Regions from separate parts of the Homo sapiens genome. Here all the other regions are linked to region 3. A link is a contact called in ENCODE Hi-C or POLR2A ChIA-PET data. All regions are on one chromosome and are shown on one strand. The core of a region is the stretch at or near the end of the contact, and the rest is flanking DNA. Distances in the headings are between cores, read along the strand shown. Region 1 holds the start of SIDT1 (SID1 transmembrane family member 1). Region 2 holds the start of USF3 (upstream transcription factor family member 3). Region 3 overlaps C3orf52 (chromosome 3 open reading frame 52).

What was found. A loop is a pair of places that touch in the nucleus more often than their neighbours do. ChIA-PET counts read pairs that join two places held with the same protein, here RNA polymerase II (POLR2A). Pooled maps may share reads with other maps.
Region 1: a map of naive thymus-derived CD4-positive, alpha-beta T cell shows a loop between it and region 3 (2.7-fold over the local background). The contact joins the promoter of SIDT1 here to the enhancer-like site in region 3. A Hi-C loop is called at or near these places in 1 of 168 maps with a recorded cell type or tissue (naive thymus-derived CD4-positive, alpha-beta T cell), 4 of 37 single-sample maps with no recorded cell type and 8 of 50 pooled maps. POLR2A ChIA-PET finds 5 or more read pairs at or near these places in 1 of 52 experiments (activated CD4-positive, alpha-beta T cell).
Region 2: a map of naive thymus-derived CD4-positive, alpha-beta T cell shows a loop between it and region 3 (4-fold over the local background). The contact joins the promoter of USF3 here to the enhancer-like site in region 3. A Hi-C loop is called at or near these places in 1 of 168 maps with a recorded cell type or tissue (naive thymus-derived CD4-positive, alpha-beta T cell) and 7 of 50 pooled maps. POLR2A ChIA-PET finds 5 or more read pairs at or near these places in 1 of 52 experiments (OCI-LY7).

Annotation. Positions count from the first base shown.
Region 1 is chr3:113,531,160-113,534,166 of GRCh38, reverse strand. It overlaps SIDT1 (SID1 transmembrane family member 1), which reads right to left and starts at 1,612. Exons shown (of 25, transcript NM_017699.3): 1 at 924-1,612. The coding sequence starts at 1,145. RefSeq lists enhancers at 721-850, 1,321-1,650, 1,791-1,980, 2,001-2,220 and a silencer at 1,001-1,050.
Region 2 is chr3:113,695,314-113,698,353 of GRCh38, reverse strand. USF3 (upstream transcription factor family member 3) reads left to right here and starts at 1,712. Exons shown (of 7, transcript NM_001009899.4): 1 at 1,712-1,984. RefSeq lists silencers at 1,502-1,971, 1,992-2,381.
Region 3 is chr3:112,116,588-112,119,565 of GRCh38, reverse strand. C3orf52 (chromosome 3 open reading frame 52) reads right to left here. Exons shown (of 6, transcript NM_024616.3): 6 at 1,356-2,924. The coding sequence ends at 2,920. Among named protein-coding and RNA genes, the nearest start is that of MIR567, 5.3 kb to the right of the region's middle. Within about 2 kb of position 1,250, at least 5 of the 41 ENCODE cell types and tissues checked have a DNase peak (open chromatin) inside an H3K27ac peak, as active enhancers do; they include OCI-LY7, where a contact is called at or near this core.

The sequences.
Region 1 (3,007 bases), core at 363-2,862, 1.4 Mb before region 3:
AAACACATTTATATGGGAAGAAGATCCAGAGGTTGGTACACTGGGGAGTCTCTGTCTCTGTCTCTGTCTCTCTTTCTCTCTTTCTCTCTCTGTCTCCCTCTCTCTCCCCGCCCAGTGCTCCAGAGGTACCACACTAGAGGAAAGAAATGAACTATATGCATCTTCTTACGTTATATAATCGGAGTATATATGTCAAAGGGATAGTCACTGGAACATTTTTCCCTCCTTATCTTCCCTCAACTTTTGTCAAAAATAGGTCTAGAACTTTCACACAATTATCCATCCTTATTTAAAATCAAAACCTGGATTGATCAGCTGATGGCTGCAGTTCTCACGTCTTTGCCCAGGTCTTCTGGCGTCTCTGAAGCACAACGTGTGACAATGGCACAAAAACGCAGGAAGTGACTGTTGAATGCACAGAGGTTCTGCAGCTTCCGTCCATTTTCACACAATTTCCATTTTAGATTCTGAGCAGTTCTCCCTCCCCATGCGCTATGAAATAGAAGGGTCTGGCTGAATCAGCCACTTGAAATTAGGTTTCTTCCCTGCAGGGGATTAGGAACCGAGGTGCGGTTCTTCTTCGCACTCCACACCACACCCCGCAACCCTAGAAATCAGGACTTTCCTGGAGAAAGACCCAGCAGGGACCCAGGACCCGCAGACGGTGCGGGGAACTGGTGCCTCTGCAAAGCCCAGCAATGCCCTTGACCAGGCCAGGAGAGGCGCGAGGCGAAGCAGAGTTGTCCCCGAGGCGTGTTGAGGCAGCTAGGGCAGGGCAGCGATTGCTTCGGAGGAGAAAGGGAAAGAAAGTCCCCTGGTCCCCGAAGTCTCCCAAGGTCAATTCCCAGGGGACTCCAAAGCAGCGACGGGGCTCTGAGATCTGGCAAGTTCTAGGAGTCGAGCGAGGGGAGCGAGTGTCTTACCTGGTCGGGCTGGCTGGTGTAGTTGAAAGAGTAGATGTTCTCGGTGCTGAGGTTCACCACCCCGCTGTAGACATGATCGAAATCGGCGCCCCTGGCAGCGTCGAAGGGGTCGCGGCGCGGTGCCGGGGGCTGCCTGGGGGATTTCGCCGGGTGCCCGGGCGACGCCGCCAGCAGGAGCCAGGGCAGCGCGCAGAGCAGCGCGAGCCGCAGGCAGCCGCGCATGGTGGGCACCGCGCCCGGGCTCGAAAGCGGAGCCACCCTGGGGAGGGGGCGAGCGCAGAGAGGGTCCTTCCAAAGCCCGGTGCAGGGCCAGGCGTCCGCTTCAGAGCCGAGCGGGTGATGCCTGGCGAACCCAGCCGGCCAGGGCTGGCAGCGTGCTGACGAAGGGCCGATCAAATACTGATGCTGCCGCCTGGGGTCTCCACTGGAGGTCACGGGTGGAGAGTAGGGCGGACTGGAGAAGTGGAGATGTGGGGCTGCTGATTTTCCTCCGGCTTCTAAGTCCCCCGTTTCTCATCGCCGAGAATCCCCCCACTTACCCAGCCAGAATTTAGACCGATCTCTTCTCCCTCAACCTCAATAACAGCAATAATAAAAAGGCATTGGAGTCATTAAAAAGAAATACCCGCTAGTCTCGAAAAGTCAACCTGACGCCACATCGAGGAGGAAATTCGGTCTGTTTCAAATACGTGTGCACCCTGGCTGCAGGAGAAGAAATAGAAAGCAAAAGAGCCCGTCCCCCAAGAGGGTGCGCGAGTTCGCTTTCCCAGGCTGCTACCTGCAGAGAACTCTTGCCTGTCTGAACGATAATTACTCTCTATTCTCCCCTCTCTAATAGAACCTCTCCTCAGACACCTGTTTTATTTCTTTATTACCTCCTACTCTCCATGGAGAGTCTCACGTCATCACGTTCTCTCCCTCACCATATGTGTATGTATGTAAATATGTACAGTTAAAAAAAAAAAGATATGGTAAAGAGAACAATTTCCAGCACTGCCTGAAGTCTGGTCCCGGAAGTTGTCAAAAAACGACTCAGACTAACTAGATTTATGCAGAAGGCATTTCTTTCCACCCCAGCCTCTTACCTACTTTACCATTGCAATGACTTCTTCCAGATTCTGAGAGAAACCCCAGGATTGTTTTTTTAAAGGCAGAAACCACAGCCTATCGTAAAAAGGAAATACTTTTCTGATAAAAATTAGGGGATTAGATTTAAAGAGTTAAAGAGGCAGGTAAGGAGCAGGGTGAGAATGGGGCCATCAGAAGACCTTGCAGAACATTGAACAATCACAATTTACGTGTGGAAGAGAACTCACTGTTTTATTTCAGCTTCATTACTGTATACTATAAAAGAATGTAATTGTGTTCAACCTGAAGGACCATTTAAAAAGAAGTCATTAAGAAGGAAAAGATCTTTTTCAAAAATTTAAGATTACAGATTAAAATCCTAGTCCTTGCCATCTTTAAAGAGATAGATTTGTTTTTGTTTTTACCTTGTCTAATTCCTTTAATTTCTTAAAACATCAAGAATGAATGCAATACATTTGTTGTAAAGTTTTCTGTGAAATCAGAAAACAATGCTGATGGAAGATTAAGTTAGTAGACTCCTTATTAGGACAATTTTCAGTTTTAAAGTTTTGAATGTTCTTGGCCAGGTGCAGTGGCTCATGCCTGTAATCCCAGCACTTTGGGAGGCTGAAGTGGGAGGTGGGCTAGCTTGAGGCCATGTGTTCATGACAAGTCTGGGCAACATGATGAAACCCCATCTCTACAAAAAATACAAAAATAGCTGGGCGTGGTGGTGCATGCCTGTCGTCCTAGCTACTTGGGAGTTGAGTTGGGAGGACTGCTTGAGTCCGGGAGGTCGAGGCTGCAATGAGCCGTGAACACCCCACTGCACCCCAGCTTGGATGACAGAGCAGGACCCTATCTCAAAAGGAAGAAAGGAAGGAAGGAAGAAGGAAGGAAGAAAGGAAGGAAGGAAGGAAGGAAGGAAAGAAAGAAATTTCTTGAAAATATATGGGTATATGGGCAAAAATACTAATTCAAAGGAGAGTCTGGGGGTAAAACTTCAAATAGAACTC
Region 2 (3,040 bases), core at 463-2,962, 1.6 Mb before region 3:
TCCCTGTTTGGGATTTAGGCTACACTTAGGTAATAAGGATTAATTTAAAAAGCTAATATTCTGATCTTTATCAAACGGAAATTGTTCTTCTTTTCTACGTCTATATCGTGCCAGAAATATATTAATGTGTATTTTTTAAAGGTGATCTAAAGGAATGGTTAAATTCTGTTTCATGAATCATCAAAACTATTTGTTTTTACTTTAGAATTGATGCATTGCAGTTGTTTAGGAAATCATGCACACCCTGGATATGATATTTGTTAACGAGAAATACCTTGTATTCTGAACACACTGGAAATTGTTTCCTATGGCTGAGCATACCAATACTATACAATTTTATGGTGATGTTATTAGCATTGCTATTATGGCTCTGACTCGTAGAATCTTTCTTATCTGCAGTTTTGATTTGGATGTGCCAAGTCTGTTCAAAGGCTAATTAGAACTTCGTGTGCCTAGATGGATGAGTTAAAGAAAATTTCTAGCCTGTTTATTAGTACCACAGTTTATAAGCAACATTACAGGCCTTCCGTTTCATCATAGCTTTTCAATCTGCTGTACAAACATAAGACTCCGTTACTGTTAGCCTTTACCCTTTTGCTCAATGCGATGTCTGCTGCTTCTGTATACAGGCTCAAGTAATTCCCATTATGCCATGCCCTGTGTGCACCTTCTGGAAGTTAGCCCACGGACATCTAAGATCTGGGATATTTCCAAATCTGGTTGTGGAAGGGCTTGGAAATCTATAACCGCAACTAGGTGGAGGACACCTGTTTCAGCAGGAGGTTATAAAATATGAAGCGAAACTAGGAAGAGGGAGTTGTGATCACGGTTCCAAGGGCTCCACACAGATCCTGGAGTTAAGGGGCACTCAGGTCTCCATTTCGTGACCCCTGGCCCTACCTCTCCTAGATCCAGGTATTTAGTAACCCAGGCTTGAGATCTCAAACCCCATCCCCCAATGCCAAACTCCCTTGTCCCAGCTGGGAGGCCCCCAGGGCATTTCTGAACATGGCCATCTCCAATTCACAGAAATCTGTGTGTTGTTGCAAATAAAGGATGACAAGAGACCACAGCCTACGAATGCGAGCAGCGTCAAGTCAGCAACAATCTTCCAGTTATCGAGAAGTCGGAAACGTCTGATTCTTTCTTCTCCACATTTACTAAGACGTATCTTCTCACCTTCCTGCCCTCCACGTTAAGAGGGGCTAACTATTCCGAAAGACTTCCGTGCCCTCTTCCTTTTCAATTTTTCCACTTCCAAACTCCTACCGAAAGACGAAGAAAAGAGACCACAGAAGAAGATACAAAGAAGTTTCTTAAAACACCTTCTTTTCTAGGTTCTCAAGGCGTCCCCTTTAAGGAACCAGGCCCACCTCTTTCCCATTCACCTACTGGCTTTCCTTCCTGTCCGTCACTCTACCTTTAAGAATATTTCCTGTTTCTTCAACCCAACTTGCACACCTCCGCCCCCCGGCCCTCCTCATTGGGCCGCCCGATCCCCGTTCACTCCTTGGTTTCCTCTCCGCCTCCTCCCGCCCTCTAGCGTAGTGCAACGGCATTCTGTCTTCTTATTGGCTACCACGGCAGCGTTCCCGCAGCCTGATTGGCGGGTTGAGTGAAAGAGGCGGGAACGCGGCGCGCCCAGGGTAGGCTGTTCGCTTGCTGAGCTGCGGCCGCGGGAGGGGCGGGGAGGGGCGGGGGGAGGGGGGCTGGGAAAGTTGAGGCCGCGCTGCCGCCGGGTCTCCGGCCTTGAGGGCTCGGGCTCGCAGCGGCTGCGGTGGCCGCAAAAAGAGGCGGCGGGGGCGGGGGGAGAGGAGGGCCTGGGCCCGCGCTCCCCCAGCCCCGGAGGAGCAGGCGGTGGCCGCGGACGGAGAGATTCGCCCAGACGGTCAGACACTCCTGCCTTCCCCTCCTGGGATCATGACCCAGGCGGGGGTCGCCGCCGTCGCCGCCGCCACCGCGGCCGAGACCGCGCAGCCGGCGGGTAAGTGACTGCGGGAGGGGGCCGCTGACAGCCGGGGCGGGGGGCGGGGGCCAGGGCTGCGGGGGCGGCTCCGGAGGGCGGCCCCGGGCTCAGCTCCACCCACCCCCTTCCTGCTCCGGGAGGCCAGGGCTGCGCTAAGTGCGCCTCCTTCCTGGGGACCCTTGCGTGCGGCACCTGGTGGGGCGTCAGCGCCCGCGGCGAGCGCACCCCTCATCTCCCGCCCGCCCTGCGTCCCCGGCTGCCAGGCCCGTGGGGGGCTCGCACTGCGCCCCAGCTCCTAGATGCGCGCGGGGCGAGAGGGGCCCCACGCTGCCCTGGGTGCATAAAGAGCTGGGCAGCCAGGTTCACACCAGATGGCCTTTGCCCGCCTCCTTCACCTTTTCCTGTCTTCTTCATTCCCCTTCTTTCCTTGCCCTCTGAATTTCTTTCGTACCCGTTCGTCAGACTCATGTGGCTTGCTTTTTCCCTCTCACCCCTCTGTCGAAGTGTTAGGCTTGTGTTTTCTTTTTAGAAGCCGTTCTTTTGCTTTCTGAGTAGAAGCAGTGCAAGTGAATGACCAACTCTTGAAATCTACTTTCATGTATCCGGATGAAATATAAGATTCCTGGACTCTTGTTCATGTTTACAATTTTGATAGTTGAATTCACCCCACTCGTTCTTGAAGCTTGTCCTCCCAACCCTCCTCGTTACATTGGGATATGGTCCTTTGCGTTTATTAACTTTATCTGGAAATATGAGACTGCATAAACCAAAGTGCAGAATTTCAACTTCCGTTCTTGTAACATTTTTACCATCAAGTAGATACAGTAACCTAACACCACACAGATCAAGACAGTCGTGGCCAACTGTGTAGGCAAAGAAGACATTTCCTTACCTATAAACAACGTACAGATTTCTTGAATAAATCTTACGGTGAGTTACATGGATCCTGAAACATATTCCCAGGTTTGCTCTTTTGTAAAGAAAACCAAACAGACAAACCTGCCTTTTGAAGGATCAACAGGCTGTCCTACTCTCCATTCACCTTGATGACTTTTTTCTCTCCCATAGAACTCT
Region 3 (2,978 bases), core at 1-2,500:
TACCTCATCCTAAGAAGACACGAACATGTGTAAAGGAAGGCAAATCTTCTTATTCAAATCCCACCAGTGCTTCAGGATTCGGCTTCAGTCCTACTTCCTACAAAAAAACGTCCTCTGATTATACTGACCACTCTTTTCTCTGACCACCCGCAACCCTACTGTTTCTGTTTGTTTGTTTGTTTGTTTGTTTGTTATGGAGTTTCACTCTTGTCACCCAGGCTGGAGTGCAATGGCGTGATCTCAGCTCACTGCAACCTCTGCCTCCTAGGTTCAAGCGATTCTCTTGCCTCAGCCTCCTGAGTAGCTGGGATTACAGGCGCCTGCCACCACGCCTGGCTAATTTTTAGTAGAGATGGGGTTTCACCATGTTTGTCAGGCTGGTCTCGAGCTCCTAACCTCAGGTGATCTGCCTGCCTCGGCCTCCCAAAGTGCTGGGATTACAGGCTTGAGCCACCGCGCCCAGACTGCCTTTGTTTTTGACCCCTGGGTATTTTTTTCTGCTGTTTCCTGTTTCATCTGTACTGATCCTGACTCCTTAATAAGACTAACAGCTTCTTTTCTTATTGTTGTCTTCTCCACTAGTATCCCCATAGCCTTCCATAAAACACATCATTTTTTCAAATCTGTAGAACTAAATTAAATTGAAAGGCAAAAAAGAATCAGACACATGGCTGGAATTTTTGTTGGCAGAGGAACAGGAGCAGGTTCTGCTGATATGGCTGTTGCCATTCTATCCATATCTAAGTGACATCCAGAGAAGAGCAGTTTTCTTCTCAAATCCTTCAATTATTAAAACCTCACTATGTACCAGGCATTATGCTCATCATGATGTTGTGTGATGACCAGTAGATTTATCTCCTATAGCAGAACAGTGCATTTGTAAGGGCCGTTTTTTTTCAAACACCACCAAATATGTTAGTCACAAAGGTTAGTTTTTTCCCATACCATTTGGGCAGAAAAGTCAAATCTATGGAAAGTCCTCTCTATGACTTGCAAATGGTCAAAACCCAAGACAAGGTACTTGCATCTTGGTGCTTTCTGAACAAGAAGGGAAGAACAAAACCAAATCCTGCCTCCAGACATGAACAGGCTGTTCCTTCAAGTCCAAGCCCTTTCAGATACCAAGTCCTGCCAGAGAGGGCCTCAGAGAAAGAGGAGGGGATGGCCTCTGCCTGCTCTTGCTGGAACAGAGGGGAGAACCCAGGCCGCCCCAGCCAAACTTGGCTTGATCTTATTCACCCAGAAGAGGAAGCTGCCCTAAGGGAAATGAAAAAAATTATGCTCAACACCATTTACTGCAAAAAACAAACAAACAAAAACCCAGCCCAAAGCTCAGCCAATGGGAATGCAACAACACAGATGCAAAAATAATGTATTGTAAATGTTTTTAAATCATTCTCCATTAAAATTTTTCATTATTTTCTACAAAATACAAATACACTAAGGTTCACATTTAACATGCAGAAAATAAAGAGGAAGAAGAGAAATCCACTAGTTTCACTAGTTTAAGGAACAATCACTAAAATGAGACAATGATCTATAGTACATGTATCTTCTAGTTAAATAGGAAAGCAAATTCACATTATCCAGAGTCCTGGGTCATAAAGAACTCAAGTCAAATCTAGTCTGAGGCAGACACTCTGGCTCGTGCCCGCACACAGCTGCCCTTCACACTGACTTTAACCCAGGGCTCATTTAACTGAGAGGCGAGATCTCTCACAATACAGCACAAAACTCTTTCTCCTGGTAAATTTCTTTTCCCAACAAAACAATCAGTTCCCTCACAACAGGCAATTCTGTATCTGTAGACAACCAATACAGTTGCTAATATTCCTCCTACCCCCCAAATAGCTGGCAAAAGCTTCCAAGAGTTTATTTTCAAAGAAGAGTGGTTCTTCTTGTATCACAACCATCTGTAACAGGATACACAATCATTGCCTGAAGACACTGAGTCCCACAGGAAGGTTTGTAGCACTAGGCAACAAAAAGCCAATGCGTAATATCCAGAGCAGATATTAAACAGCCTTAATGATTCTCTAATGGAAGTTTATAAAAATATAAATGGAGTGACTATCCAAAGTGATAGTAGTGTGCTCAAAACTCACAGAGACCCATATTTCCAAAAAGGTGTTCAGGAATCACAGGAACAACGAGGAGCTGCAAAATAATGAAGAAACACATAGCTCCCGTCTGTAACTAGCTATATACATAGATTTCAAAGTAACCTTGGTGGTGTTCCTAAGGCTGGCTGGCTAAGATACTCAGGTACAGGTCATGGAAGTAGACACAGAACCACACTGCTGAGGTCTTCTAAAGTGCCTTCCTTTTCTTCACAGCCTGGCTTAGAGGTAGATCAAATCGAATGGTGGGGGGGAGGAGGATGACTTCAGTGAATAATTGGCTTAGTCTTCGTAACCTGGCTGCCTGCCTCTCCGTGCTCTACCAGCTCATGCTTACGCGATCCCACCTAAAAGAAGACAGTGCACCTCTGCACTAAAGAAAAAGTAGCCCAGGTGGGTGGAGTGCTTCAAGAATAGCAGTGCCATGATCACGCCACCGCACTCCAGCTAAGCGACAGAACGAGACCCTGTCTCAAAAAACAAAACGAAACAAAACAAAAACAAACAGAATACCAGTGACCTCCAACAGTGGGACATACCCGCTGACCCTATCGCCCCCACCCTAGCTGGCTTCCTGCCTTTGTCAAGACTGGACCCAGCTGAAGCAGTGCTCGGGAGCTGTTTTACTGGGCTTAGAGCCAGACTGTAGAATCGGGAGAGAAAGGAGTCTCCACCCCTCTGGTGTTGCTGGTGCTTCTGTATTAATCCACAGAATCTTTTCTGCAAAACAGAGTGAATTCCCTTCATCTCCAGGACTTGGTAGAGCACTGCTTTCAGACAGAGACCAGCCTCCATCACTTCATTCTAAAAAGAAAACACAGATGAACAAAAGTTACTGATTTTTAAAACCACTATTAA